Regions from separate parts of the Homo sapiens genome. Here region 1 is linked to region 2. A link is a loop called in an ENCODE intact Hi-C map of the cell type or tissue named here. Cell type or tissue: B cell. All regions are shown on one strand. Links, peaks and the distances in the headings refer to the core of each region. The heading gives the core; the rest is flanking DNA. Region 1 holds the start of NAT8 (N-acetyltransferase 8 (putative)). Region 2 holds the start of LOC112268418 (a long non-coding RNA gene).

Region 1 (16,112 bases), core at 3,179-11,178, 58 kb after region 2:
AGAGGGGCGCCCATCATTGCTGAGGCTTGAGTAGGTAAACAAAGCAGCCAGGAAGCACGAACTGGGTGGAGCCTACCGCAGCTCAAGGAGGCCTGCCTGCCTCTGTAGACTCCACCACTGGGGGCAGGGCATAGCTGAACAAAAGGCAGCAGAAACCTCTGCAGACTTAAATGTCCCTGTCTGACAGCTTTGAAGAGAGTAGTGGTTCTCCCAGCATGGAGTTTGAGATCTGAGAATGGACAGACTGCCTCCTCAAGTGGGTCCCTGACCCCCGAGTACCCTAACTGGGAGGCATCCCCCAGGAGGGGCAGACTGACACCTCGCACGGCTGGGTACCCCTCGGAGACAAAGCTTCCAGAGGAATGATCAGGCAGCAACATTTGCTGTTCAGCAATATTCCCTGTTCTGCAGCCTCCGCTGCTGATACCCAGACAAACAGGGTCTGGAGTGGAGCTCCAGCAAACTCCAACAGACCTGCAGCTGAGGGTCCTGACTGTTAGAAGGAAAACTAACAAACAGAAAGGACCTCCACACCAAAACCCCATCTGTACATCACCATCATCAAAGACCAAATGTAGATAAAACCACAAAGATGGGGAGAAACCAGAGCAGAAAAGCTAAAAATTCTAACAATCAGAGCGCCTCTCCCGCTCCAAAGGAACACACCTCCTTGCCAGCAACGGAACAAAGCTGGACAGAGAATGACTTTGACGAGTTGAGACAAGAAGGCTTCAGACAATCAAACTTTTCGAAGCTAAAGCAGAAAGTTCAAACCCATCGCAAAGAAGCTAAAAAGTTTGAAAAAAGATTAGACGAATGGCTAACTAGAATAACCAGGGTAGAGAAGTCCTTAAATGACCTGATGGAGCTGAAAACCATGGCATGAGAACTATGTGATAAATGCACAAGCCTCAGTAGCCAATTCGATCAACTGGAAGAAAGGGTATCAGTGATTGAAGATCAAATGAATGAAATGAAGCGAGAAGAGAAGTTTAGAGAAAAAAGAGTAAAAAGAAACAAACAAAGCCTCCAAGAAATATGAGACTATGTGAAAAGACCAAATCTACATCTAATTTGTGTACCTGAAAGTGATGAGGAGAATGGAACCAAGTTGGAAAATACTCTGCAGGATATTATCCAGGAGAACTTCCCCAACCTAGCAAGGCAGGCCAACATTCAAATTCAGGAAATACAGAGAACGCCACAAAGATACTCCTCGAGAAGAGCAACTCCAAGACACATAATTGTCAGATTCACCAAAGTTGAAATGAAGGACAAAATGTTAAGGGCAGCCAGAGAGAAAGGTCGGGTTACCCACAAAGGGAAGCCCATCAGACTAACAGCTGATCTCTTGGCAGAAACTCCAATCCAGAAGAGAGTGGGGGCCAGTATTCAACATTCTTAAAGAAAAGAATTTTCAACCCAGAATTTCATATCCAGCCAAACTAAGCTTCGTAAGTGAAGGAGAAATAAAATTCTTTACAGACAAGCAAATGCTGAGAGATTTTGTCACCACCATGCCTGCCCTACAAGAGCTCCTGAAGGAAGCACTAAACCTGGAAGGGAACAACCGGTACCAGCCACTGCAAAAACATGCCAAATTGTAAAGACCGTCGATGCTAGGAAGAAACTTCATCAACTAATGAGCAAAATAACCAGCTAACATCATAATGACAGGATCAAATTCACACATAACAATATTAACCTTAAATGTAAATGGGCTGAATGCTCCAATTAAAAGACACAGACTGGCAAATTGGATAAAGAGTCAAGACCCATCAGTGTGACCATCAGGAGACCCATTACACGTGCAGAGACACACACAGGCTCAAAACAAAGGGATGGAGGAAGATCTACCAAGCAAATGGAAAACAAAAAAAGGCAGGGGTTGCAATCCTAGTCTCTGATAAAACAGACTTTAAACCAACAAAGATCAAAAGAGACAAAGAAGGCCATTACATAAAGGTAAAGGGATCAATTCAACAAGAAGAGCTCACTATCCTAAATACATATGCACCCAATACAGGAGCACCCAGATTCATAAAGCAAGTCCTTAGAGACCTACAAAGAGACTTAAACTCCCACCACAATAATAATGGGAGACTTTAACACCCCACTGTCAACTTTAGACAGATCAACGAGACAGAAAGTTAACAAGGCTATCCAGGAATTGAACTCAGCTCTGCACCAAGCAGACCTAATAGACATCTACAGAAGTCTCCACCCCAAATCAACAGAATATACATTCTTCTCAGCACCACATCGCACTTATTCCAAAATTGACCACATAGGTGGAAGTAAAGCACTCCTCAGCAAATGTAAAAGAACAGAAATTACAACAAACTGTCTCTCAGACCACATTGCAGTCAAACTAGAACTCAGGATTAAGAAACTCACTCAAAACCACTCAGCTACATGGAAACTGAACCTGCTCCTGAATGACTACTGGGTACATAATGAAATGAAGGCAGAAATAAAGATGTTCTTTGAAACCAATGAGAACAAAGACCAGAATCTCTGGGACACATTTAAAGCAGTGTGTAGAGGGAAATTTATAGCACTAAATGCCCACAAAAGAAACTCCATCATCCCAGCCCAAAAATCTCGTTAAGCTGACAAGCAAATTCAGCAAAGTCTCAGGATACAAAATCAATGTGCAAAAATCACAAGTACACCAATAAAAGACAGAGAGCCAAATCATGAGTGAACTCCCATTCACAATTGCTTCAAAGAGAATAAAATACCTAGGAATCCAACTCACAAGGGATGTGAAGGACGTCTTCAAGGAGAACTAAGTCCTAACTGTCAAGTTCACCTTCCTAACAAAGTTATTCCGGATGTGATGTCTCCACCATCGTCCTGGTCCCAGAGCCCCATCAGGTGTGTCCTCCTGGGCAGCAGCCTCGCTTCTGACATCTGGTGCCTTCATGCCAAGTCCAGGCACAGCACATAACAAGCCTTCGGCCACTGTTTGTTGAATGAATAAATGAATCTTTCAGGTCCGACAAGGAAAGCCCAGGCTTTTATCAGGAAAGCTACAAAAATGCAGAAGTCACAGTAAATCCTGGGAGCAAGAGACGCCTGAATGTCAAGTGAGGTCGCTGTGTTTTGAGGAAGCCACAGCCACGGGTGAGCATGGAGGGAGAGACAGCACACAGGGACGGAGCACAAACCTCTCCCCCTCCACGTGACCGGCAGGTTTCTGACTGAATATTGGTTAGACTCACACTAGAAGTACTCAGTGGTGCTTTGGAGCCACCGCTCACCTCTTTTGATTCCTAGGCCAACTCCTGCTTGACACTGAAATGTTGCGAGAACACTCTAAAGATGAGCCATGGACTTCCTGCCCAGACTTGATGCTCCTTAGACTTTTCCTCGGAGGTGGTGTTGGGTACCAAAGATCTGGAATCTCAGCAGCCTCCACTGGCTGGCCCTGGGTTCCTGCTGCTGACTCCCAGCTTCTGGTTTCTGCTGAAGAAGGCTGCAGGGCAGCACCTTTAGGGGAAGCCTTGACTTTTCCAGATCTGGGCTCTCTCCAGTGTTTTCCTGAATGCCCCTACCAGAAGCCTGGCTGTCGTCTCTGAGCCCTTCCTCATCCTCCTCCCTGTGTGAATCATTCCAACTCCTGCCATTTCTGCCCCAAATGCACCTCCATACGGCTCATGTCTCACCTTCTTGACTTCCTCCCTCTGGTGAAGCCACTGCTGTCTCATGGGCCTCTGCTAACCCAGGCGGCTTCTTTGTGAACCCAGAGCTAGGCACAGCCTCAAGCCATGCAGCCCACTGGATGCAGAGTTTAGCAGGCAAGCAACGCCTTTGAGCAAATAAGAAAAGGTTGCCTTTTCCTTTGGCCAGTCTCAGTTTCGTGCCATGGCTCATGGCTTGGCAACCAGAGGGAGGCCCAGTTTTAGCTCCCACCAGAGCCTCTGGGCCAGCTGCTCTTGTACAGTGAGCACCTGCATCCCTGTACTGGAGGCCCCGCTCTTGCCTGGATGTGGCATGAGCCTTGAGGGGTAGCTGCTTCCATTCCTACCTCCTCAGATCCATTGTCCACCTGCAGCCAGAGTGATGCTTGCGTGCGCACACACACACACACACACACCTCCTCCCCTCCGTGCATATCAATGTCCTCCCCTTGCTCTTGGAATAGAGTCCAAACTACCTAACCTAGATGACGGGCCCAGCGTGGCTGATCATCAATAGGTTAGCTAATCTTTGGAAGGGAAGTTTCCCTTCAATAGCATGTAAGTTGGTGTGGAAAAGGGCTTTTTCTGTTAGGTTTTGCTTTTGCCTATCTTGTATATGTTGCATCCTTGTAATTGGGCCCCTTGAGATTTCAGCACCACACCATGTTTTAGTGACTGAAATAATGAACATTCTGATCAGACCGTTGCTGGCTTGCACATGTTAACCACTTGCTTTTGGTCCAATATTCCTTGTTCCCACAACATAATGATAAACTGCTCATGTACTGTTTCTTTGTTCAGCAGGAAGACATTCCTTCAGGGTCAGGAAAAGTTTGCAGAATGAATGAATGCCTTGAAGGACACTGTGACCAGCTGCTGACACTGAGAAGCCTGGTTGCACAAGGTGTTATCTCAGACTGAGGAAACACAGACTTTTCCTCTCAATCCCCCTGAACTCCCCCTTCCTCACTCTCTAGCTGCATAAAAACATTCTGCTGCTGCTTCTTTGTTGAACTGAAGTTGAGAGATCTTGCTCTCCTGCCTTCTTGCTTTGGCCAAATCGAATACAACTTTCTCTATCTCCAAGCACCCATGTGTCAGTGTTTGGGATCAGCTCCACGTCGGGTACAAGAGCATGAATTTGGGCCTCCCCAACATCTGCAGTGCAAAATATTTAACAACGGGTGTGGCACAGCCTCTGACCAACAGCCAGAACACACACAAGCCACACACAGCCATGCCTGTCAAGCCGAATGTCAACCTTGCTCATGGCTGAAATGACCCCAGGACACAGGAAGTGCATGACACACAACTGTTGACTGAATCAATGAATGGGTGGAGATGGGGGTTGGTGAGGTGAGTGCAAGGAACTGCCAACAACAGATGCTTCGTGGACCAGGGAAACCTCAGCGAGGAGAAGCCTAGCTGGGAAGGGCCTTGTTGCCAAGCATGGGGACTCGGCTTCTGGCCAATGGTGACTGATTGCAGGGTGAATGGTACAGTTCTCAGGCTCGTCGTATATGTGTACAAGGACCAGGGTGGATCGTATATGTGGACAGGGACCGAGAGTACTAAGTGTGCCAGGTGGCAGAGAGATGCACGGGGCCTGAACAGGCAAGAGAGGTGGCAGGCCTTCCAGAAGGGCAAGGAACCCAGGCGGTTCCAGACCCTGAGTCTCCCCCTCCAGGTCGTTCCCTTTGACCACAAAGAGGAATGCACACTGGGCTCCCTGCTGTGTTACAGCCCAGCTCTTTGACCCTAGGGTTGATGATTACCAAACATTCAGGAGCCAAGCAATAAGGCAGGCAGTCTACTTTCCAGGGGTGAGCAAGCCCCAGACGGTATCTCCTGGATGCCAGTGAGCGGCTGAGAGCTGAAGCTCCCTGGACACTCAAGGCTCTTGTGGTGACAGGTGAGGGGACTGGGTGGAAGGACAGTGCTCTGAGCATGCACCTTCCTTGGGATCTGGAGGCTGGGCTGTTTTTTATGCTTGGCTCTTATGCCACTTCAGCAACCTAAAAACTTACAATAAAGCTGGAGGGAGCCTTTCCTGAAACTTGTGTTGGACAGAGAATTTTTGCGATGTATGGTCCCTGGAGAAGGACAAAAGGGTTGCACGTGTGGCCTGCCTGAGGTAGGTGCCCCCTCAATGCACGGAGAAGCTGAGAGAGCCAGAAAAAGGAAACAGAAAAAGGAAGAGCGGTGGGTAGTTCATCTACCAGGGCTTTATAGAAGGCATCTTATTCAATCTTCAAAACAACTCTAGAAGGCAGGTTTTCTTCTCCCCTGTTCTATAGTTGAAGAAATGGAGGCTCAGAGAGGTTAAGTGACATGCCTAAGGTCACACAGCTAGAAAGGGATGGAACCAGATTCCAATGCAGGTCTTTCTGACCCTACCTTCTCCCAGTGGCAGAGGCCTGCTTCCTCATGGGCAAACGCGGAAAGACACACCCTTGAGCAGGTCTCCCTGTTCCTGCAAGGCTGGGAGCCATGCAGGCACTCACATGATTTTCTCTCTCTTCCCCAGTCTGACGTAAAGGCGTGCAGGGAGGCCTAGCTCTGTCTCCTGGACTTAGAGATTTCAGACACAGAAGTCTGTCCATGGCTCCTTGTCACATCCGCAAATACCAGGAGAGCGACCGCCAGTGGGTTGTGGGCTTGCTCTCCCGGGGGATGGCCGAGCATGCCCCAGCCACCTTCCGGCAATTGCTGAAGCTGCCTCGAACCCTCATACTCTTACTTGGGGGGCCCCTCGCCCTACTCCTGGTCTCTGGATCCTGGCTTCTAGCCCTCGTGTTCAGCATCAGCCTCTTCCCTGCCCTGTGGTTCCTTGCCAAAAAACCCTGGACGGAGTATGTGGACATGACATTGTGCACAGACATGTCTGACATTACCAAATCCTACCTGAGTGAGCGTGGCTCCTGCTTCTGGGTGGCTGAGTCTGAAGAGAAGGTGGTGGGCATGGTAGGAGCTCTGCCTGTTGATGATCCCACCTTGAGGGAGAAGCGGTTGCAGCTGTTTCATCTCTTTGTGGACAGTGAGCACCGTCGTCAGGGGATAGCAAAAGCCCTGGTCAGGACTGTCCTCCAGTTTGCCCGGGACCAGGGCTACAGTGAAGTTATCCTGGACACCGGCACCATCCAGCTCTCTGCTATGGCCCTCTACCAGAGCATGGGCTTCAAGAAGACGGGCCAGTCCTTCTTCTGTGTGTGGGCCAGGCTAGTGGCTCTTCATACAGTTCATTTCATCTACCACCTCCCTTCTTCTAAGGTAGGGAGTCTGTGATCTCTTTCTGTGTGTATTGGTCAGAATAGAATCCATTCAGCTGTAGCAGCAAGCAATCCCCAACCTTTCACTGCAATGACCTTTCAATGCAATAAAAGCTTATTGTCCATTCACATCTGAGTCCCATGTGATTGCTTGTGGGGTAGCTTCTGGGTTTCTGCTTCATTCAGTCTTTTTGATTCCCATCTGTTTCATTTTTCTAGTGCCAGCATAATGTTGCATAAGAACAACCACCAAATGAAACAAATATTTATTTAGTTCATGAGTCTGAAGTCAGCAATTTTGCCTGAGCTTGGCTGGGCAGTTCCTCTGGTGTCAGACTGCATTGTACAAATGCAGTGGGATTGGCTGAAAGACTAGGTCAATGGTGCTGTTTCGTTTTCCCACAGGCTACCTCAGGCATGGTTTCAAGGAAATTGCAGAGGAGCAAAAACAAAAGCAGAAACAAACAAATGTGTTTTCAAACCCCTGCATGTGTTGCATCTTCCCCAAACTCAAGGAGAGGAACCTGTCTCTGCAGTGAGAAGGGCTGCAAAGTCACATAGCAAAAGGGTGGAATGCAGCCTCGGGAGAAGAATTGGGGCCAGAGACACAACCAATCCACTCTAACTCCAGGGTCTCTGCAGAGGGAAGAAGGTGGCCTCAGAGGGGAGTGTGGGATTTACCATGGGCTAGACCTGGAAGTAGTATAACTCTTCCAGGGGATCATAACAGAATACCTGAGACTGGGTAATTTATAAGGAAAAGAGGTGTATTTGGTTCATGGTTTTGCAGGCTGTACAAAAAGCACAGTGCAGGCATCTGCTTCTGGTGAGGGCCTCAGGAATCTTTTACTCATGTTGGAAGCTGAAGGGGGAGCAGATGTGTCACATGGCGAGACAGCACACAAGAGAGATGCTAGGTGCTTTCAAACAACCAGCTTACATGTGAACTAATAGAGCCAGAACTCATTCATTATCATGGACAAAGCACCAACCCATTCATGAGGAATCCACCCCTATGAGCGAAACACCTCCCACTATGCCCCACCTCTAACATTGGGGGTCATATTTCAACATATGATTTGGAGAGAACAAACATCTAAACTATATTGGTCTGCCCCTTACCCCCAAATCTCATGTCATCTCACATTGCAAAATGAAACCATCCCTTCCTGATAGTTCTCCAATGTCTCAGCTTGTTCCAGCATCAACTCAGAAGTCCAGAATCCATAGTTTCATCTGAGCCTCAAGGCAAATTCCTTCCACCTATGAGGCTGTTATATCAAAAACAAGTTACATACTTCCAAGATATAATTGTGTTACAGGTATTGGGTAGGCATTCCCATTCCAAAAGGGAGAAGTTGGCCAAAAGAAAGAGGCAAGAGGCCCCACACATGTCTGAAACCCAGCAGGGCAAACACTAAATCTGAAACTTCCAAAATCATCTTCCGTAACTCCATACTGGTGAGTGGAGTGGCCTTTCAAGGCCTTGAGCAGCCCTGTCTCTATGGCTTTGCTGGGTGCAGCCCACATGGCTGCTCTCACAGGTTGGGATTGAATGCCTGTGGGTCTTCCACGCTGAGGTTGCAAGCTGCTGGTGACTCTACCTTTCTGCTGTCTGGAGGGCATTGGCCCCATTCCCACAGCTCCACTAGGCAATGTCCCAGTGGGGACTCTGTATGGGGTTCCAACCCTATGTTTTCCCATGGCTCTGTCCTTGTAGAGGTTCTCTGTGGGTTTCTGCCCCTGTGGCAGGCTTCTGTCAGGGCACCCAGACTTTTTGATACATCCTCTGAAATCTAGGTGGAAGCTCCCAAGCCTCCTTCACTCTTGCGTTCTGCAAGCCTGCAGACCTAAAACCATATGGAAGGCTGGGCATGGTGGCTCACACATGTAATTCCAGTACTCTGGGAGGCTGACACACGTGGATCACCTGAGGTCAGGAGTTGCAGACCAGCCTGACCAACACTGTGAAACCCCATCTCTACTAAAAATACAAAATTAGCTGGGCATGATGGTGCATGCCTGCAATCCCAGATACTTGGGATACTGAGGCAGCAGAATCGCTTGAACCCTGGAGTCAGAGGTTGCAGTGAGTCAAGATCGCACCGTTACATTCCAGACTGGGTGACATGGCAAGATTGTCTCAAAAAAAGAAAAAAAAACAACCATATGGAAGCTCCCAAGGCTTAGGGCTTGTACCCTCCAAAGAAGTGGTCTGAGCTGCACCGGGGGCCCTTTGAGCCAAAGCTGGAGCTGGAGAAGCTAGGATGTGGGAAGTAGCATCCTGAGGTGACATACAGCAATGGTGCCCTGGGCCTGGTCTCTGAAACCATTCAGTCCTCCTAGGCCTGTGGGCCTGTGATAGGAGAGGCCTTCTGAAATGCCTCTGAGGCCTTTTCCCACTGTCTTGAATATTAGCACCTGGCTCCCTTTTAGATATGCTAATGTCTCTAGCAAATAGTTGCTCAGCAGGCTGCTTGGATTCCTCCTTGTCTATCACATGGCCAGGCTGCAAGTTTTCTAAATATTTACACCCTCTTTCCATTTTAATTATAAGTGCTGTTAAAAGAAATCCATTAGACAAATTACATTTCACAGAGTTTAACTGAGCAAGAAAAATGAATAATTTGCAAATCGGGCAGCCCTCAGAATCACAGCAGATACAGACAGACACCAGGGATGCTGTGCTGTCAAAGCAAATTTGTGGACAGAAAAAGGAAAGTGACATACAGAAAATGGAAGTGAGGTACAGAAACAGCCAGATTGTTTACAGCTTGGTGTTTACCTTATCTGAGCATGATTCGAATAGTTGGCTGCCTGTGAGTGGTTGAAATATGGCCAGTGGGATTGGCTGAGACTCAGCTATTGCTAAAGAAGCATCCTCCTAAGTTAAGTTTTCAGTCTGCCTACCTACTAACTACGTTACGGTTCGCCCTTAAGAACTCAAATATGGGAATGTGAAGGCGTCCTCAGGCCAGATTTGAGTTTCATTTATCAACTCCCCCCTTTTGGTCAGACTCTCAATTTAGAGAGATAGACCGAAACTTTAGGCATTGATGCCACCCTCTCACTATTGTAATTTGGCTCAGTATGGAATTCACAAGTCTTTTTAGTCTCAGTATGGAGTTCACAAGTCTTTTTTTTTTTTTTTTTTCTGAGTCAAAGTCTCGCTTTGTCACCAGGCTGGAGTGCAGTGGCATGATCTTGGCTTACTGTAGCTCCGCCTCCTGGGTTCACGCCATTCTCCTGCCTCAGCCTCCCAAGTAGCTGGGACTACAGGTGCCCATCACCACGCTCAGCTAATTTTTCTGTATATTTTTAGTAGAGACGGGGTTTCACCATGTTAGCCAGGATGGTCTTGATCTCCTGACCTCATGATCCGCCCGCCTTGGCCTCTAAAAGTGTGGGATTACAGGCGTGAGCAACCATGCCCAGCCAGTTCACAAGTCTTTACTGGTGTCACTATGAAGTTCACAAGTCACAGCTTCACACTAGGTGAATGATTCTCTATGTTCTTGCTGACCTAGTCAAAGTGAGACCATTCAATTCTCAATGTATGGCTGCATACAAAACATTTAAGACTTGAGAGGATGCAGCACACTAGGGAACTATTATTATGACTATCAAGAGAATAATATCAAAATACCAAGATGCACTCCTTAACAAGTGTTCTTATTAAATAAATGAAACCAACTTAAACCAGTCAAAGTTCAGGCAACATAGGCAGTTCAACAACAGTAAAGTTTAATTGGTCATAGTTCTTGTTTGAAATGTGGTAGCAATTAAGGATCATAGTTCACTGTAAAGTGGCCTGATTTAAAGATGTAGCCATTTTCATTGTTGCTCTGGTAACACAAGCCATACTAACCTGGACACCTACTAGAAGACATATAAAGACTAGAAACCTTTGGGAAACCCAAGCTTGCCATCCACCATTTAGGATGCCTACAAACCAACTGTTAGTTGCTCCTGTAAACACACCATGTTTTCCTCTTGAGAGACTTCTTTATTGTATTTGGTGTCAGTGTCTAAGGAAACAGCAGTATCAGCCACCTTTACATTAAGCTTTCTGTAGTAACAAAATCAGGAGAGAGATAACTGCAGCATTCTATTTTGTTCAACACCAAACACAGGCCCCAGCTTGAGTAAAAAGGAGATATGAAGCTGTATGATGTTCCATTAACTGTAACATCTACCTCTTGTTTTTTTTTTTTTTTTTTTTTCTTGAGACAGGGTCTTGCTCTGTCACCCAGGCTGGAGTGCAGTGGGGTGATCTCAGCTCACTGCAACCTGTGACTCCTGGGTTCAAGCAATTCTCCTGCCTCAGCCTCCCAAGTAGCTGGGACTACAGGCACGTGCCACCATGCCTGGCTAATTTTTTGTACTTAGTAGAGACAGGGTTTCACCATGGTGGGCAGGCTGGTCTCGAACTCCTGACCTCAGGCGATCCACCTGCCTTGGCCTCCCAAAGTGCTGGGATTACAGGCATGAGCCATTGCACCAGGCCACATCTACCTTTTGGAGAGTAGTGTCTACCTGTCTGAAACACTGGGATGTTTGATTGGCTATAAAATCCAAGACCCCACATATGGATTAGCTTTGGATTCCATACAACTAGTATCCCACTACCACCAAGAGTGAGCCCCCAGGAACCCCACTGGAATCTTTCCTCAGTGGAAACTAGCTTATCTTTGTCTATTTCAAAGCTAGTGCTAATTTCAGTTATTGACTATTTTGGCCTCCAATCATAAGAGCTGTTAGGAGAATTTTTAGGTGAAACTATTTGAAAGGCAGGAGTGAGCCAGACCAAATAGCAAGATCTGAGCCAACGAAGAGGCAGAATGAAATATGCAGATTATCCACAGACCCAAAATAGGTCCTTGGGAGTTGAAAAACAGGGCTACCTAGTTGCATTTGAGCAGGGTTCAGTTAGATTTGTTCATTAATAAATCTGCATAGCTGCTGAACAAAATCCATTGAGAAATTGACCTTTTTGTGCCCCTCTTATAGCATGTTGTAAGGGTATATAAAACATTTGGTAAAAAGAGACCCTGTTGAATTTAATCTGGTGACATTATACAAGCAATTACTTGTACTCACATAGGTAAATCCCAAATCTTGAGTACATGATGCCTGAAAGCACAATATATCTTTTGCAGTCATCACTTGGATTGGTTTTCTATACTTTGGTAATGATCAGGTTATTAATTGAAACAGTTAAGGCAGGGTGTGGTGGCTCACGCCTGTAATCCCAGAACTTTGGGAAACCAAGGCTGGCAGATCACTTGAGGCCAGGAGGTTCAAGACAAGCCTGGCCAGCATAGCAAAACCCTGTCTCTACAAAAAATTCAAAAATCAGCTGGATGCGGTGGTGCACGCCTGTAGTCCCAGCTACTTGGGTGGCTGAGGCAGGAGAATCCCTTGAACCTGGGAGGTGGAGGCTGCAGTGAGCCAAGATCAGGCCACTGCACTCCAACCTTGGCAACAGAGTGAGACTGTCTCAAAAAAAGAAAAAAAAAAAAAAAGGAAAAGTTAAAGTGTTCTTTTTAGTGAGTGCAGGAAAGCAAGTAGCAGTGGTGTTCAGAATATCAAGGATAGCTTTCCATCCTTCCCTTGGAATTTTGGGGTGACTCTCATTGGGAACATGGAGAGGCACTGGCATTAGTGGAATTGTTTCCTTATATTTTTTTGGCAATAAACAACAAACCCAATAATCCACAAACTCTGGTTCTGTGCTACAGCAGATGCTCAAGCTAAAGGCATCCACTGGTTATGGTCCCATGGATTTTTCTGTAGGGAAAAAGAAAGAATTAGGGCAACAGGAAATGAGGAGAAAAGAAAAAAATGTAAGGCTTTCATGATGATACAGAAGTCTTCATCTGTGATCTTGGGAAAGCTGTCCACAACTAGAATGTCATCTGCTCTGGAGATTTTTCCTTAGACAGCTTTACCTTAAAGTCTCTAGCAGATGTACAGTTCCAGGAGTCTGAAGAGGTCCTTTTGAGTTGTGAGGTGTGGACCCAAGTTTCAAGGCCCTGAAGCTTCACTGCAGTGTAGGTGTTGAGAAGAACTCGGCACAGTCCCTTCCAAAGAGTTGTCAAGAGCAGCCTTCCTCTGATGTCATTTCCAGAAGACAGAATCTCCAGGTTCTAGACTGTGGAAGGTTTGATTATCCTCAATTGGTGGATCTTGAAAAGCTTCCTTTATCTGGTGAAAGCACACTTGGTATAATGGCCTTGCAGTACTTACTTATATCAGAATTTCAGAGAGAGAAAGATGCAAGAGGTTTTACTACTGGGGCATAGGCCTTCTAGTGACTATTTCATAAGGGGTCCACTTCTGTTTTTTAGTGAGTGGATCTGACTGCCATTAAATCCAATGATAGTACCTTTGGCCAAGGCAACCCAACTGATTCAGTTAACTTTGCCAATTTCAGTTTTAATATGTCATTTGTTTTTTCAACCTTTTCAGAAGACTGAGTGTGCTAGGGATAATGGTAGTACCATTGTGTCCATAAAACCTTGTTTAACTGCTTTATAACTTGCCTAATAAAATGAATTCCCCCATTGCTGGGGATTTTTCCAGGGATGCTCCATAAAGAAAACACATTTTCTAATATTTTCTTAGCTACTGTCACAGCATCAGCTTTCCTACACAGGAAGGCCTCTAACCAACCAGAAAACATGGAAACTATTACAAGAACATACTGAGACCCACATTGAAGGTGGCAACTGAATGAAGTCCATGTATAATTGTTCAAATGGTCCATTAGGTGTTGAAAATACAATACACCACCTGAATCTTTCGTTTTTCCAGGACTATGGGTTTGACTAGCCAACATTGGTTATAAAATATTCTAGCAGGCTGGGTGCAGTGGCTCATACCTGTAATCCCAGCACTTTGGGAGGCCGAGGCAGGTGGATCATGAGGTCAGGAGATCGAGACCATCCTGGCTAACATGGTGAAACCCCATATCTACTAAAAATAAAAAAAATTAGCCAGGCGTGGTGGCATATACCTGTAGTCCCAGCTACTCGGGAGACTGAGGCAGGAGAATCACTTGAACCAGGAAGGTGGAGGGTGCAGTGAGCCACGATCGCACGACTGCACTCCACCCTGGGTGACAGAGTGAGACCCCATCTCAAAAAAAAAAAAATATTCTAGCAATTTTGGAACAGTCATCCCACAAGTATTTTTTCACAACTTGGATGAATTTTTCTGTTCCATGATGAGTTGTGGAGTTCAAAGCTTTTGACAATGGAAGCTTCAAAGACTCGGGAAAGACCAGGCAGCCATCTAGGCCCTCTGCAAGTTTGCACTTAACATTGAATTTATATCCTTTTAGATACCAGTTTTGTTTTTCCAAATGAGGTGCATTGCATTCTTTATTAAATAGGTCATTGTAAGGTAGTTGGCTTGGATTAATCTTACGAAGTTCGTTCATGTTGCATATCTGAACAGTTTCAGTACTAGCTGATTTAGCATAAATATCTGCTAAGCATTCCCTTGATATTCAGGTTCAGTTCTGCAGGTATGAGCTTCGATCAATAACAGCAATCTAGTGGTTTATCTAATTGGAGTCCTTTTTTGATGGTGATCCCACTAGAAGTGAGAAACCCTTAGAGTTTCCCTATCATGCCAAAATCATGTACTACTCCTAAAGCGTATCTACTATCTGTCTAAACACTTACCGGTTTGTCTTTAGCTATATGACAAGCTCGGGTGAGGGCAAAAATCTTCGAGGGTTAAGCTGACTTATAGAGCTTAGACTAATAGAGCTGACTAATAGAGGAAGGATTCCCTTCTCTATTAACTCATTTTGGTAACAGCATATCCTAGCTGATATTTTCCTTCTGAGCTTTTGGCATAGGACCCATCAACAAAAGTATTAGCTCAGGATTGTCCAATGGACTAACTTGTAAATCAACATGAGGGGCCACTATTTCTGATGCTACACTTATGCAATTGTGGTCTTCACCATCATCAGGCAGCAGTAATACAGGGGCATGGTTAAGTAAATTGCAGTGTTTTAGATAGAGATTAGAGGGAGACAGAGCATTTCATAAGATGTTAGTCTACTTACTAAAAAATGCTGGGTTTGGGTGGAATTTAGCATGTGGGACTTCCATATTAAGTTCATTTCCTAAAACCACATCAGCTGAAGCTTCTTTCAGCCTGGTTGCTGCTGCTACTGCTTTTAAACAGTTAGGATATACCTTAGCTACTGGGTCTAATTGCAGGCTATAATATGCAATGGGCCTATGTTTCTCCCCATGTTCCTGGGTAAGAACTCCTAAATGCCTGATTATTACTTTCATAAGCCAATTAGGTAAACAGTTTAGTGCAATTTGGAAGTCCTAAAGCTGGAGGCTGTTATAAGGCCAATTTTATTTAGCTAAAAGCTTGCTCATGACTATCATCCCAAGGTAAAGGCTCTGGTACAGCATTTTTTAGTGAGCTCATACAACGGTGAGGCTATTAAGGAAAAATTCAGAACCCAGGAATTTTATATCCTGCAAGTGTAAGAATATATCCTGCAAGTCCAAGAAAATATCCTGCAAGTCCAAGAAAATATCCTGCAAGTCCAAGAAAATATCCTGCAAGTCCAAGAAAACCTCTTAATTATCTTTTGGTTGCAGGCCAAGGAAAATTTTGAAGAGTTTTTAACTTTTTAGGTGAGAGGGAAACACCATCAAATAATGTCCCAAATAATGGACTTTTTCCCCTTGAAAACTGAAGTTTTTCTACTGAAGCTTTGTGACCTTGATGTGTGAGTTGTGTAAAAGGTAAACTGAGTCCATTTCAGAGTACTCTTTAGTGGGAGAGCATACAGTAAGTCATCCACGTACTGAATGAGAGTAGAATTTTGAGGAAACTATAATGTCATTAAGTCCTGATGCAATGCCTGGGAAAACACAAAGAGGCTTCGGTAAACCCTTGCAGCATCACAATCTGGGGGTACTGTTGACTTTTCCAAGTGAAGGCAAATAAGCATAGACTCTCCTTATAAACTGGATTGTAAAAAAAGGCTGAGCAGAGAACTAATATTGTGAACCACTTAAGAATCAGCATGTATCTTGGATAATGAAGTATTAGGATTTGGAACTATAGGAAACCTTGCTACTACAATTTTGTTAACTGCCCATAAATCTTGAAC
Region 2 (16,112 bases), core at 2,711-10,710:
ACTCTGGGACAGCATCACGTGGCAGAGGCAGACCCCTCTCTCTGAACTGAAGCATTCTTTTGTACCAACTTCACGGTCTTTAGACAAAGCTGAACTCTTTCAACCAATTGCCAATCGGAAAATCTTTGAATCCACCTGTGATCTATAATGCCCCCTGCTGCTTCACAATATCCCACCTTGTTAGGCCCAGTCAATGTACACCTTCCATGGATTAATTTATGATGTTACTCCAATTCCTGTCCCCTCAAATGTAGAAAACGACGGCCCCAGCACACGTTTTCAGGACCTCTTGAGATCCCCAGACCGTGGTCACTCATATTGGCTCAGAAGATACCTCTTTCAGATCATCTAACAGTTTGATTTTTCTGTTAACAGGCACCACCACAGGCCTTGGCACACCTTTCGCTCAGCTTGGGTTTCCCAAACCGGCTACCGGCCCCCAGCCCTCCACTCCCAACCAGCACACTCTTCATCGCACCAGCAACTCCACCTGTGCTCATGTGGGTGGGCCTCTGTTGGCTGCCGATCTGCACCCGTTTCCCACCCCTCCTGACTGCAGGGCACCCCCTCTGTGGGCAGTGCTCACTGTCACTCAGCCCCTCAGCCCCTCAGCCCTTGAGCTCCCTGGGGCTCTCCATCTCTATGGGGTGCTGGCATCCTTCGGCCAGGACTCCTTTAATATAACCTGGATTCTGCTATGAAATGTACAGTCCCCAGAAAGTGTGACTGAGTCCCCATGTAAACCTTCTCTGTCACCTGGAATGTGGGGAATAGCCCCCACCTTTCTGCTGTTGGTGAGCAAGGAAGCAGACAGCTTCAACTGGGCTGGCAAACACCCGACATCCTATGCAGTGCCAGTCTTGGCAGGAAGCTGATGCCACCCACAGAATGGCAGAAAAACCAACAGGTCAAACCCACTTTCAGGTCACCCTGTCTGTCTTCCTGGAGTTGGCAGTTTCATGGGCCATTAGATCACCTCTCTTACTTATGACAATTTTAGGTGGCTTTTCAACAAGTGCAACATAAAAGTCCTAACTGTCAAGTTCAACCCTCCTAACAAAGTTATTCCGGATGTGATGTCTCCACCATCATCCTGTTCCCAGAGCCCCATCAGGTGTGTCCTCCTGGGCGGCAGCCTCGCTTCCAACATCTGGTGCCTTCATGCCAAGTCCAGGCCCGGCACACCTCAGGTCCTCGGGAACTGTTTGTTGAATGAATAAATGAATCTTTCAGGTCTGACAAGGAAAGCCCAGGCTTTTATCAGGAAAGCTACAAAAATGCAGAAGTCACAGTAGATCCTGGGAGCAAGAGATGCCTGAATGTCAAGTGAGGTCGCTGTGTTTTGAGGAAGCCACAGCCACGGGTGAGCATGGAGGAAGAGACAGCACACAGGGACGGAGCACAAACCTCTCCCCCTCCAAGTGACCGGCAGGTTTCTGACTCTGAATATTGGTCAGACTCACACTAGAAGTACTCAGTGGTGCTTTGAAGCAGCTGCTCACCTCTTGTAATTCCTAGGCCAACTCCTGCTTGACACTGAACTGTTCTGAGAACACTCTAAAGATAAGCCATGGACTTCCTGCCCAGACTTGATGCTCCTTAGACTTTTCCTCGGAGGTGGTGTTGGGTACCAAAGATCTGGAATCTCAGCAGCCTCCACTGGCTGGCCCTGGGTTCCTGCTGCTGACTCCCAGCCTCTGGTTTCTGCTGAGGAAGGCTGCAGGGCAGCACCTTTAGGGGAAGCCTTGACTTTTCCAGATCTGGGCTCTCTCCAGTGTTTTCCTGAATGCCCCTACCAGAAGCCTGGCTGTCATCTCTGAGCCCTTCCTCATCCTCCTCCCTGTGTGAATCATTCCAACTCCTGCCATTTCTGCCCCAAGTGCACCTCCATGTGGCTCATGTCTCACATTCTTGACTTCCTCCCTCTGTTGAAGCCACTGCTGTCTCATGGGCCTCTGCTAGCCCAGGCGGCTTCTTTGTGAACACAGAGCTAGGCACAGCCTCAAGCCATGCAGTCCACTGGATGCAGAGTTTAGCAGGCAAGCAATGCCTTCGAGCAAATAAGAAAAGGTTGCCTTTTCCTTTGGCCAGTCTCAGTTTCGTGCCATGGCTCATGGCTTGGCAACGGGAGGCCCGATTTTAGCTCCTACCAGCCCCTCTGGGCCAGCTGCTCTTGTACAGTGAGCACCTGCATCCCTGCACTGGGGGCCCTGCTGTTGCCTGGATGCGGCACTAGCCTTAAGGGGTAGCTGCTTCCATTCCCACCTCCTCAGATCCATTGTCCACCTGCAGCCAGAGTGAAGCGCGCACACACACACACACACACACACACACACACACACACACACACACACACACACCCCTTCTCCCCTCTGTGCATATCAATGTCCTCCCCTTGCTCTTGGAATAGAGTCCAAACTACCTAACCTAGATGACGGGCCCAGCGTGGCTGATCAACAATGGGTTGGCTAATCTTTTAGGGAAGTTTCCCTTCAATAGCATGTAAGTTGGTGTGGAAAAGGGCTTTTTCTGTTAGGTTTTGCTTTTGCCTATCTTGTATATGTTGCATCCTTGTAATTGGGCCCCTTGAGATTTCAGCACCATACCATGTTTTAGTGACTGAAATAATGAACATTCTGATCAGACCGTTGCTGGCTTGCACATGTTAACCACTTGCTTTTGGTCCAATATTCCTTGTTCCCACAACATAATGATAAACTGCTCATGCACTGTTTCTTTGTTCAGCAGGAAGACATTCCTTCAGGGTCAGGAAAAGTTTGCAGAAGGAATGAATGCCTTGAAGGACACTGTGACCAGCTGCTGACACTGAGAAGCCTGGTTGCACAAGGTGTTATCTCAGACTGAGGAAACACAGACTTTTCCTCTCAATCCCCCTGAACTCCCCCTTCCTCACTCTCTAGCTGCATAAAAACATTCTGCTGCTGCTTCTTTGTTGAACTGAAGTTGAGAGATCTTCCTCTCCTGCCTTCTTGCTTTGGCCAAATCGAATACAACTTTCTCTATCTCCAAGCACCCATGTGTCAGTGTTTGGGATCAGCTCCACGTCGGGTACAAGAGCTTGAATTTGGGCCTCTCCAACATCTGCAGTGCAAAATATTTAACAACGGGTGTGGCACAGCCTCTGACCAACAGCCAGAACACACACAAGCCACACACAGCCATGCCTGTCAGCCGAATGTCAACCTTGCTCATGGCTGAAATGACCCCCAGACATGGGAAGTGCATCGCACACACCTGTTGACTGAATCAATGAATGGGTGGAGGTGGGGGTTGGTGAGGTGAGTGCAAAGAACTGCCAACAATCGATGCTTTGTGGACCAGGGAAACCTCAGCATGGAGAAGCCTAGCTGGGAAGGGCCTTGTTGCCAAGTGTGGGGACTCGGCTTCTGGCCAATGGTGACTGAGTGCAGGGTGAATGGCACAGTTCTCAGGCTCGTGGTATATGTGTACAGGGACCAAGGTGGATCTCAGAGAGTATCAAGTGTGCCAGGTGGCAGAAAGATGCCCAGGGCCTGAACAGGCAAGAGAGGTGGCAGGCCTTCCAGAAGGGCAAGGAACCCAGGCGGTTCCAGACCCTGAGTTTCCCCCTCCAGGCCATTCCCTTTGACTATAAAGGGGAATGCACACTGGGCTCCCTGCTGTGTTACAGCCCAGCTCTTTGACCCTAGGGTTGATGATTACCAAACATTCAGGAGCCAAGCAATGAGGCAGGCAGCCTGCTTTCCAGGGGTGAGCAAGCCCCAGACGGTATCTCCTGGATGCCAGTGAGCGGCTGACAGCTGAAGCTCCCTGGACACTCAAGGCTCTTGTGGTGACAGGTGAGGGGACTGGGTGGAAGGACAGTGCTCTGAGCATGCACCTTCCTTGGGATCTGGAGGCTGGGCTGTTTTTTATGCTTGGCACTTATGCCACCTCAGCAACCTAAAAACTTACAATAAAGCTGGAGGGAGCCTTTCCTGAAACTTGTGCTTGGTCACAGGATTTCTGCGATGTATGGTCCCTGGAGAAGCACCAAAGGGTTGGGCATGTGGCCTGCCTGAGGTAGGTACTCTCTCAATGCACCAAGAAGCTGAGAGAGCCAGAAAAAGGAAACAGAGGGAAGAGTGGTGGGTAGTTCATCTATCAGGGCTTTATAGAAGGTATTTTATTCAATCTTCGAAACAACTCTAGAAGGCAGGTTTTCTTCTCCCCTGTTCTATAGATGAAGAAGTGGAGGCTCAGAGAGGTTAAGTGACATGCCCAAGGTCACACAGCTAGAAAGGCATGGAGCCAGATTCCAATGCAGGTCTTTCTCATGCTACCTTCTCCCAGTGGCAGAGGCCTGCTTCCTCATGGGCAAACGCGGAAAGACACACCCTTAAGCAGGTCTCCCTGTTCCTGCAAGGCTGGGAGCCATGCAGGCACTCACGTGGTTTCCTCTCTCTTCCCCAGGCCTGGCGTAAAGGCGTGCAGGGAGGCCTAGCTCTGTTTCCTGGACTCAGTGACTTCAGACACAGAAGTCTGTCCATGGCTCCTTATCACATCCGCAAATACCAGGAGAGCGACCGCAAGTAGGTCGTGGGCTTGCTCTCCCGGGGGATGGCCGAACACGCCCCAGCCACCTTCCGGCGATTACTGAAGCTGCCTCGAACCCTCATACTCTTACTTGGGGGGGCCCTTGCCCTACTCCTGGTCTCTGGCTCCTGGATTCTGGCCCTCGTGTTCAGCCTCAGCCTCCTTCCTGCCCTGTGGTTCCTTGCCAAAAAACCCTGGACGCGGTATGTAGACATAGCATTGCGCACAGACATGTCTGACATCACCAAATCCTACCTGAGTGAGTGTGGCTCCTGCTTCTGGGTGGGTGAATCTGAAGAGAAGGTGGTGGGCACAGTAGGAGCTCTGCCCGTTGATGATCCCACCTTGAGGGAGAAGCGGTTGCAGCTGTTTCATCTCTCTGTGGACAATGAGCACCGTGGTCAGGGGATAGCAAAAGCCCTGGTCAGGACTGTCCTCCAGTTTGCCCGGGACTAGGGCTACAGTGAAGTTGTCCTGGACACCAGCAACATCCAGCTCTCTGCCATGGGCCTCTACCAGAGCTTGGGCTTCAAGAAGACGGGCCAGTCCTTCTTCCACGTGTGGGCCAGGCTGGTGGATCTTCATACAGTTCATTTCATCTATCACCTCCCTTCTGCTCAGGCAGGGCGTCTATGATTTCTTTCCTTCTGTATTGGTCAGAATAGAATCCATTCGGCTGTAGCAGCAAGCAATCCCCAACCTCTGACTGCAATGACCTTTCTGTGCAATAAAAGCTTATTGTCCATTAACATCTGAGTCCCATGCGATTGCCTGTGGGGTAGCTTCTGGGTTTCTGCTTCATTCAGTCTTTTTGATTCCCATCTGTTTCATTTTTCTAGTGCCAGGATAATGTTGCATAAGAACAATCATAAAATGAAATCAATATTTATTTAGCTCATGAGTCTGAAGTCAGCAATTTTGCCTGAGCTTGGCTGGGCAGTTCCTCTGGTCTCAGACTGCATTGTGCAAATGCAGTGGGATTGGCTGAAAGATTAGCTCAATGGTGCTTTTTCATTTTCCCTCAGGCTAGCTCAGGCATGGTTTCAAGGAAATTGCAGAGGAGCAAAAACAAAAGCAGAAGCAAACAAACGTGTTTTCAAACTCCTGCATGCGTCGCATCTTCCCCAAATTCAAGGAGAGAGGAACCTGCCTCTGTAATGATCATGAAGGGCTGCAAAGTCACATAGCAAAAGGGTGGAATGCAGCCTCGGGAGAAGAATTGGGGCCAGAGACACAACCAATCCACTCTAACCACAGGGTCTCTGCAGAGGGAAGAAGGTGGCCTCAGAGGGGAGTGTGGGATTTACCATGGTCTAGACCTGGAAGTAGTATAACTCTTCCAGGGGATCATAACAGAATACCTGAGACTGGGTAATTTATAAGGAAAAGAGGTGTATTTGGTTCATGGTTTTGCAGGCTGTACAAAAAGCACAGTGCAGGCATCTGCTTCTGGTGAGGGCCTCAGGAATCTTTCACTTATGGTGGAAGCTGAAGGGGGAGCAGGTGTGTCACACGGCGAGACAGCACACAAGAAAGATGCTAGGTGCTTTCAAACAACCAGCTTACATGTGAACTAACAGGGCCAGAACTCATTCATTACCATGGACAGAGCACCAACCCATTCATGAGGAATCCACCCCTATGAGCGAAACACCTCCCACTAGGCCCTACCTCTAACATTGGGGGTCATATTTCAACATGTGATTTGGAGAGAACAAACATCTAAACTATATCAGTCTGCCTCTTACCCCAAAATCTCATGTCATCTCACATTGCAAAATGCAACCATCCCTTCCTGATAGTTTCCCAATGTCTCAGCTTGTTCCAGCATCAACTCAAAAGTCCAGAATCCATAGTTTCATCTGAGCCTCAAGGCAAATGCCTTCCACCCATGAGGCTGTTATATCAAAAACAAGTTACATACTTCCAAGATACAACTGTGTTACAGGTATTGGGTAGGCATTCCCATTCCAAAAGCGAGAAATTGGCCAAAAGAAAGAGGCAACAGGCCCCACACATGTCTGAAACCCAGCAGGGCAAACACTAAATCTGAAACTTCCAAAATCATCTTCCTTAACTCCATACTGGTGAGAGGAGTGGGCTTTCAAGGCCTTGAGCAGCCCTGTCTCTATGGCTTTGCTGGGTGCAGCCCACATGGCTGCTCTCACAGGTTGGGATTGAGCCTGTGGGTCTTCCATGCTGAGGTTGCAAGCTGCTGGCGACTCTACCTTTCTGGTGTCTGGAAGGCATTGGCCCCATTCCCACAGCTCCACTAGGCAATGTCCCAGTGAGGACCCTGTATGGGGGTTCCAACCCTATGTTTTCCCATGGCTCTGCCCTAGTAGAGGTTCTCTGTGGGGTCTCCGCCCTGTGCAGGCTTCTGCCTGGGCACCCAGGCTTTTTGATACATCTTCAGAAATTTAGGTGGAAGCTCCCAAGCCTCCTTCACTCTTGCATTCTGCAAGCCTGCAGACCTAAAACCATATGGAAGGCTGGGCATGGTGGCTCACACATGTAATTCCAGCACTTTGGGAGGCTGAGGCAGGTGGATCACCTGAGGTCAGGAGTTGGAGACCAGCCTGACCAACATTGTGAAACCCCGTATCTACTGAAAATACAAAATTAGCTGGGCATGATGGCACATGCCTGCAATCCCAGATACTTGGGATACTGAGGCAGGAGAATCACTTGAACCTTTGAGGCAGAGGTTGCAGTGAGCTGAGATCGTGCTGTTGCATTCCAGCCTGGTTGACAGGACAAGACTCTGTCTCAAAAAAAAAAGACAAAAAAAAAAACATATGGAAGCTGCTAAGGCTTAGGGCTTGTACCCTCCAAAGCAGTGGTCTGCGCTTCACCTGGGGCCCTTTGAGCCAAGGCTGGAGCTGGAGAAGCTGGGATGTGGGAAGTAGCATCCTGAGGTGACATAGGGCAATGGTGTCCTGGGCCTGGTCTCTGAAACCATTCAGTCCTCCTAGGCCTGTGGGCCTGTGATAGGAGGGGCCTTCTGAAATGCCTCTGAGGCCTTTTCCCACTGTCTTGAATATTAGCACCTGGCTCCCTTTTAGACATGCTAATGTCTCCAGCAAGTAGTTGCTCAGCAGGCTGCTTGGATTCCTCCTTGTCTACCACATGGCCAGGCTGCAAGTTTTATAAATATTTACACCCGCTCTCCATTTTAATTATAAGTTCTGTTAAAAGAAATCCATTAGACAAATTAAATTTCACAGAGTAATTGAGCAAGAAAAATAAATATTTTGCAAGTTGGGCAGCCCTCAGAATTACAGCAGATACAGACAGACACCAGGGATGCTGTGTTGTCAAAGCAAATTTGTGGACAGAAAAAGGAAAGTGACATACAGAAAATGGAAGTGAGGTACAGAAACAGCCAGATTGGTTACAGCTTGGTGTTTGCCTTATCTGGGCATGATTCCAACAGTCGGCTGCCTGTGAGTGGTTGAAGTATGGCCAATGGGATTGGCTGAGACTCAGCTATTGCTAAAGAAGCATCCTCCTAAGTTAGGTTTTCAGTCTGCCTGCCTACTAGTTACATTACGGTTCACCCTTAAGAACTCAAGCATGGCAATATGAAGGCTTCCTCAGGCCGGATTTGAGTTTCATTTATCAACTCCCCTCTCTTTGTCAGACTCTCAATTTAGAGAGATTGATCAAAAGTTTAGGCATTGATGCCACTCTCCCACTATTGTAAATTGGCTCAGTATGGAATTCACAAGTCCTTTTAGTCTCAGTATGGAGTTCACAAGTCTTTATTGGTGTCACTATGAAGTTCACAAGTCACAACTTCACACTAGGTAAATGATTCTTTATGTTCTTGCTGACCTAGTTGAAGTGAGACCATTCAATTCTCAATGTATGGCTGCATACAAAACATTTATGACTTGAGAGGATGCAGCACACCAGGGAACTATTATTATGACTATCAAGAGAATAATATCAAAATACCAAGGTGCACCCCTTAACAAGAGTTCTTATGAAATAAATGAAACCAACTTAAACCAGTCAAAGTTCAGGCAACATAGGCAGTTCAACAATAGTAAAGTTTAATTGGTCATAGTTCTTGTTTGAAATGTGATAGCAATTAAGGACCATAGTTCACTGTAAAGTGGCCTGATTTAAAGACGTAGCCATTTTCATTGTTACTCTGGTAACACAGGCCATACTAACCTGGACACCTACTAGAAGACATATAAAGACTAGAAACCTTTGGGAAACCCAAGCTTGCCATCCACCATTTAGGATGCCTACAAACCAACTGTTAGTTGCTCCTGTAAACACACCATGTTTTCCTCTTGAGAGACTTCTTTATTGTATTTGGTGTCAGTGTCTAAGGAAACAGCAGTATCAGCCACCTTTACATTAAGCTTTCTGTAGTAACAAAATCAGTAGAGAGAAAATTGCAGCATTCCATTTTGTTCAATACCAAACATAGGCCCCAGCTTGAGTAAAAAGGAGATATGAAGCTGCATGATGTTCCATTAACTGTAACATCTACCTCGTTTATTTTATTTATTTATTTATTTATTTATTTATTTATTTATTTATTTTTTTGTGAGAAAGGGTCTCGCTCTGTTAACCAGGCTAGAGTGTAGTGGGGTGATCTCAGCTCACTGCAACCTCTGTCTTCTGGGTTCAAGCAATTCTCCTGCCTCAGTCTCCCAAGTAGCTGGGACTACAGGCACACGCCACCATGCCTGGCTAATTTTTTGTACTTAGGAGAGATGGGGTTTCACCATGGTGGGCAGGCTGGTCTCGAACTCTTGACCTCAGGTGATCCACCTGCCTTAGCCTCCCAAAGTGCTGGAATTACAGGCATGAGCCACTGCACCAGGCCACATCTACCTTTTGGAGAGTAGCTTCTACCTGTCTGGAACATTGGGATGTCTGATTGGCTATAAAATCCAAGACCCCAAATATGGATTAGCTTCAGATTCCATACAACTAGTATCCCACCACCACCAAGAGTGAGTCCCCAGGAACCCCACTGGAATCTTTCCTCAGTGGAAACTAGCTTATCTTTGTCTATTTCAAAGCTAGTGCTAATTTCAGTTATTGTCTATTTTGGCCTCCAATCATAAGAGCTGTTAGGAGAATTTTTAGGTGAAACTATTTGAAAGGCAGAAGTGAGCCAGACCAAACAGCAAGGTCTGAGTCAACGAGGAGGCAGAATGAAATGCGCAGATTATCCACAGACCCAGTATAGGCCCTTGGGAGTTGAAAAACAGGGCCACATAGTTGCATTTGAGCAGGGGTCAGTTAGATTTGTTCATTAATAAACCTACACAGCTCCTGAACAAAATCCACTGGGAAATTGACCTTTTTGTGCTCGCCCTGTAGTATGTTGTAAGGGTGTATAACACATTTAGTAAAAAGAGACCCTGTTGAATTTAATCTGGTGATATTATACAAGCAATTACTTGTACTCACATAGGTAATTCCCGTAACTTGAGTGCATGATGCCTGAAAGCACAATATATCTTTTGCAGGCATCACTTGGACTGGTTTTCTATATTTTGGTATTGATCAGGTTATTAATTGAAACAGTTAAGGCCAGGCATGGTGGCTCACGCCTGTAATCCCAGAACTTTGGGAGACCGAGGCTGGTGGATCACTTGAGGCAAGGAGGTTCGAGACCAGCCTGGCCAACATAGCAAAATCTAGTCTCTACTAAAAATTCAAAAATCAGCTGGATGCGGTGGTGCATGCCTAGAGTCCCAGCTACTTGGGTGGCTGAGGCAGGAGAATTGCTTGAACCTTGGAGGTGGAGGCTGTAGTGAGCCAAGATAAGGCCACTGCACTCCAACCTAGGCAACAGAGTGAGACTGCCTCAGAAAAAAAAAAAAAAAGGAAAAGTTAAAGTGTTGCTTTTAGTGAGTGCAGGAAAACAAGTAGCAATGGTGTTCAGAATATCAAGGATAGCTTTCTATCCTTCCCTTGGAATTTTGGGGTGACTCTCATTGGCAACATGGAGAGGCATTGGCATTAGCGGAATTGTTTCCTTATTTTTTTGGCAATAAAAACAAACCCAATAAGCCACAAACTCTGGTTCTGTGCTAGAGCATATGCTCAAGCTAAAGCCATCCACTGATTATCGTCCCATGGATTTTTCTGTAGGGAAAAAGAAAGAATTAGGGCAACAGGAAATGCGGAGAAAAGAAAAAATGTAAGGCTTTCATGATGATACAGAAGTCTTGATCTGTGATCTTGGGAAAGCTGTCCACAGCTAGAATGCCCGCTGCTCTGGAGAGATATTTCCTTAGACAGCTTTACCTTAAAGTCTCCAGCAGGTGTACAGTTCCAGGAGTCTGAAGAGGCCCTTCTGAGTTGTGAGGTGTGGACCCAAGTTTCAAGGCCCTGAAGCTTCACTGCAGTGTAGGTGTTGAGAAGATCTCAGCACGGTCCCTTCCAAAGAGTTGTCAAGAGCAGCCTTTCTCTGATGTCATTTCCAGAAGACACAATCTCCAGGTTCTAGACTGTGGAAGGTTTGATTATCCTCAGTTGGTGGATCTTGAAAAGCTTCCTTTATCTGGTGAAAGTACACTTTGGTATAATGGCCTTGCAGTACTTACTCATATCAGAATTTAGGAGACAGAAAGATGCATGAGGTTTCACTATTGGGGCATAGGCCTTCTAGTGACTATTTCATAAGGGATCCACTTCTGTTTTTTAGTGAGAGTGGATCTGATTGTCATTAAGTCCAATGATAGTACCTTTGGCCAAGGCAACCCAACTGATTCAGTTAACTTTGCCAATTTCAGTTTTAATATGCCATTTGTTCTTTCAACCTTTTCAGAAGACTGAGGGCGATAGGGACAATGGTAGTGCCATTGTGTCCATAACACCTTGTTTAACTGCTTTATAACCTGCCTAATAAAATGAATTCCCCTATTGCTGGGGATTTTTCCAGGGATGCTCCATAAAGAAAACACATTTTCTAATAATTTCTTAGCTACTGTCACAGCATCAGCTTTCCTACACAGGAAGGCCTCTACCCAACCAGAAAACATGGAAACTATTACAAGAACATACTGAGACCCCCATTGAAGGTGGCAACTGAATGAAGTCTATCTATAATTGTTCAAATGATCCATTAGGTGGTGAAAATACAATACACCACCTGAATCTTTTGTTTTTCCAGGACTATGGGTTTGACAAGCCAACATTGGTTATAAAATATTCTAGCAGGCTGGGTGCAGTGGATAATGCCTGTAAGCCTAGCATATTGGGAGGCCGAGGCAGGTGGATCACAAGGTCAGGATATCCAGACTATCCTAGCTAACATGGTGAAACCCCATCTCTACTAAAAATAAAAAAAAATTAGTCGGGCATGGTGGCACACACCTGTAGTCCCAGCTACTCGGGAGGCTGATGCAGGAGAATCACTTGAACCAGGGAGGTGGAGTGTGCAGTGAGTTGAGATCGCGCCCTTGCACTCCAGCCTGGGTGACAGAGTGAGACTCCGTCTCAAAATATATATACATATATATATATATATATATTCTAGCAATTTTGGAACAATCATCCCACAAGTATTTTTTCACAATTTGGACGTATTTTTCTGTTCCATGATGAGTTGTGGAGTACAGAGCTTTTGAAAATAGAAGCTTCAAAGACTCAGGAAAGACCAGACAGCCATCTAGGCCCTCTGTGAGTCTGCACTTAACATTGAATTTATATCCTTTTAGATACCAGTTTTGTTTTTCCAAATGAGGTGCATTGCACTGTTTATTAAATAGGTCATTGTAAGGTAGTTGGATTGGATTAATCTTATGAAGTTCATTCAGGTTGCATATCTGAACAGTTTCAGTACTAGCTGATTTAGCATAAATATCTGCTAAGCATTCCCTTGATATTCAGGTTCAGTTCTGCAGGTATGAGCTTCGATCACTAACAGCAAACTAGGAGTTTATCTAACTGGAGTCCATTTTTGATGGTGATCCCACTAGAAGTGAGAAACCCTTAGAGTTTCCCTATCATGCCAAAATCATGTACTACTCCTAAAGCGTATCTACTATCTGTCTAAATACTTACTGATTTGTCTTTAGCTATACGACAAGCTTGGGTGAGGGCAAAAATCTTCAAGAGTTAAGCTGACTTATAGAGCTTAGACTAATAGAGCTGACTAATAGAGGAAGGGGTCCCTTCTCTATTAACTCATTTTGGTAACAGCATATCCTAGCTGATATTTTCCTTCTGAGCTTTTGGCATAGGACCCATCAACAAAAGTATTAACTCAGGATTGTCCAAAGGACTAACTTGTAAATTAACATGAGGGGCCACTATTTCTGATGCTACACTTATGCAATTGTGGTCTTCACCATCATCAGGCAGCAGTAATACAGTGGCATGGTTAAGTAAATTGCAGTGTTTTAGAGAGAGATTAGAAGGAGACAGAGTATTTCATGTTAGTCTACTTACTAAAAAATGCTGGGTTTGGGTGGAATTTAGCATGTGGGACTTCCAAATTAAATTCATTTCCTAAAACCAGATCAGCTGAAGCTTCTTTCATCCTGGTTGCTGCTGCTACTGCTTTTAAATAGTTAGGATATACCTTAGCTACTGGGTCTAATTGCAGGCTATAATATGCAATGGGCCTATGTTTCTCCCCATGTTCCTGGGTAAGAACTCCTAAATGCCTGATTATTACTTTCATGAGCCAATTAGGTAAACAGTTTAGTGCAATTTGGAAGTCCTAAAGCTGGAGGCTGTTACAAGGTCAATTTTATTTAGCTAAAAGCCTGCTCGTAACTATCATCCCAAGATAAAGGCTCTGGTACAGCATTTTTTAGGGAGCTCATGAAATGGTGAGGCTATTAAGGAAAAATTCAGAACCCAGGAATTTTATATCCTGCAAGTCTAAAAACATATCCTGCAAGTCCAAGAAAACTATTTAATTATCTTTTGGTTGCAGGCCAAGGAAAATTTTGAATAGTTTTTAACTTTTTAGGTGAGAGGGAAATCCCTTCAAGTCATGTCCCAAATAATGGACTTTTTCCCCTTGAAAACTGAAGTTTTTCTATTGAAGCTTTCTGACCTTGATGTGTGAGTTGCTGTAAAAGGTAAACTGAGTCCATTTCAGAGCACTCTTTAGTGGGAGAGCATATAGTAAGTCATCTATGTACCGAATGAGAGTAGAATTTTAAGGAAACTATAATGTCATTAAGTCCTGATGCAAGGCCTGGGAAAAATACGAAGGGGCTTCGGTAAACCCTTGCGGCATCACAGTCTAGGGGTACTGCTGATTTTTCCAAGTGAAGGCAAATAAGCATTGACTCTCTTTACGAATTGGATTGCAAAAAGAGGCTGAGCAGAGATCTAATATTGTGAACCACTTAAGAATCAGCATGTATACTGGATAATAAAGTATTAGGATTTGGGACTATAGGAAACCTTGCTACTACAATTTTGTTAACTGCCCATAAATCTTGAATAAATCTTCAACCTCATCCATTTTTTTTTTAACCAGTAGGATTGGAGTGTTACAACGGCTGGTGCATAGAATTATAAGTCCCTGTTTAATTAAATCTTCTATAATTGGCGAGAGCCCTTGAATTGCTTCTAGTTTTAGTGGATATTGGGTAATTTAGGCAAAAGTTTAGAGTGGTCTATTTGGACTTTTATAAGTTCCACACTTTAAATTCTTCCTGTGTCAGTTGAGGAAGAGACCCATAAACATTCATGTATTTTTGGAAGATCAGGCATTACAGGCCTGAGTTTCAATCTTATTAATTTCTGCCTATAGAGAGCATAACAATTCTGGTTCAGGAGAATCAGGAAACTGATTCTTACTCCTTCTAAGGAAAATTTTACATCCTCCCCACTTTTAAAAATTTTTTAATTTAAACAATTTCAATTGTTTTGGGAGTACAGGTGGTTTTTGGTTACATGGACAAGTTCTTTACTGGTGAGTTCTGAGATTTTAGTGTGCCCATTTCCCAAGCAGTGTACAATGTACCCAATAGGTAGTCTTCTATGCCCTTTCAGCTTTGAAAGTAAATCTCCCTCTAGCAAATTTACTGGAGCACTATCATACAGTAAAAAAGTGTGATTTTCTGAAGAGTGCCCCAAAGTCAATTGGACGGGTTCAGATATGGGAACCTCTTGAATTTGATTTGAAACCCCAACCACAGAAATAGCCTTTTTAACTCTGAGGGATCTGTTGGCGTATGAAAGTGTGTTTTACGGTAGTGGCAGATAAGGTAGCTCTGGTATCCACCAAGACTATACATGAGTCCCCATTTATTGTAACCTCTGTTTCTCCATATTCTTTTAAGGGTGTTATGAGGAGCAATATACTGGGAAATCCCTCAGAGCCGCTTCAATGCTGATTATCTTCAGGAGAGCTAAGGTCTCTTGTGCTCCCTCTAGTGGTGAAACAGGCTGGCCTAAAGGGAGGGTCATTGGTGGGCTGGTATAAAAGGGCACAATCCCTATTCCACTGTCCTGGTTGTTTGCAATAAGGCAGACATCTTAGGGTGAAGAATTTCTTGGTCTAATACCTCTTGGTTGTGATTTAAAATGAGAATGAGAAGATCCCTTTGGTCTTGGCCCCTGTAACTGTTGTAATTGAACAGTCATAAGCTTGTTAGCCTTTTGGGTTTTTTCTTGCTCTACAGTCCTCTCAAAATGTTCAGCTAGAGCCACCAATTCAGTCATGGCTGTAACTTCCCATCCGAGTTTATGTTTTCTAATTAAATTTCTAAGTTCAGGATGAAGTCCCTTTATAAATAGAGTAGTTAATACCATTTCAGTCCCTGCAGGAAATACTCCTTGCTGGTACTCTGAGCCCAGAATGTTTCACATTATTTCTAAGCAAGTTCTGTAATCTGACACTGGTTCATTCTTTTTTTGGTTTACAATATTGTATGATGTACCAATCAACTTTTGCGGAAAAATTTTAGCACTTGAATTTAAAAGATTTTCAGCAATTTTTTTTTCCTTCTTTTCTTTTGAGATGGGGTCTCGCTCTGCTACCCAGGCTAGAGTGCAGTGGCACAGTCATGGCTCACAGTAGCCTCAAGCTCCCAGGCTCAGGTGATCCTCCCACTTCAGCCTCATAAGTAGCTGGGTCTACAGGCGTGTGCCATCATGCCCAGCTAACTTTCTGTATTTTTCGTATAGACAGGGTTTTGCCATGTTGCCCAGGCTGGGATTTGCAGCAATATTTCTAGCTCCTGTTGGGCCTTCTCATGAGGAAGTTTTGTGGGGGCGGGCAGTAGGGGCAGAGTCTTTAATATCTTCCTCCGGTTTGTTCCATTCTGCTGCTGCCATCCATTTTTGAGCTTCACCAGGCCTCCATATCATATGAATAAATTTATATGAACCTTTGTCAGGGAGTCCTGGATCATAATCTCCTATGAGGATTCTACACTCCTCAGTCAATTTTTGAGGATTCTCTCCTAGATCAGGGAAGTCTTCTACAATAGCTCTAAGCTCAGTTTTAGACCATGGAGTGAAAGTGGTTATAGCAGGCAGGCCTGGATAATCAGAAGGTCTTCCTTTGTGAGGCGTACATCTAATTC

What was found. A loop is a pair of places that touch in the nucleus more often than their neighbours do. Peaks named below come from ENCODE experiments on the same cell type or tissue, not always from the same donor. Only the 100,000 strongest peaks of a DNase experiment are listed, where the experiment ranks them.
Region 1: it touches region 2 in a loop (17-fold over the local background); 7 of 110 quality-filtered maps call a loop at or near these places.

Annotation. Positions count from the first base shown.
Region 1 is chr2:73,631,804-73,647,915 of GRCh38, reverse strand. NAT8 (N-acetyltransferase 8 (putative)) reads left to right here and starts at 5,494. Exons shown (of 2, transcript NM_003960.4): 1 at 5,494-5,598; 2 at 6,214-7,193. The coding sequence starts at 6,288. The coding sequence ends at 6,971. It also overlaps the pseudogene ALMS1P1. In B cell, for the core only: no CTCF peak of the experiment used is centred there; no DNase peak of the experiment used is centred there; H3K27me3 peaks cover 252 bases.
Region 2 is chr2:73,689,721-73,705,832 of GRCh38, reverse strand. It overlaps LOC112268418 (a long non-coding RNA gene), which reads right to left and starts at 11,968. Exons shown (of 2, transcript XR_007087079.1): 1 at 11,932-11,968; 2 at 8,324-11,116. It also overlaps the pseudogene NAT8B. RefSeq lists a silencer at 3,297-3,591. In B cell, for the core only: no CTCF peak of the experiment used is centred there; no DNase peak of the experiment used is centred there; H3K27me3 peaks cover 1,370 bases.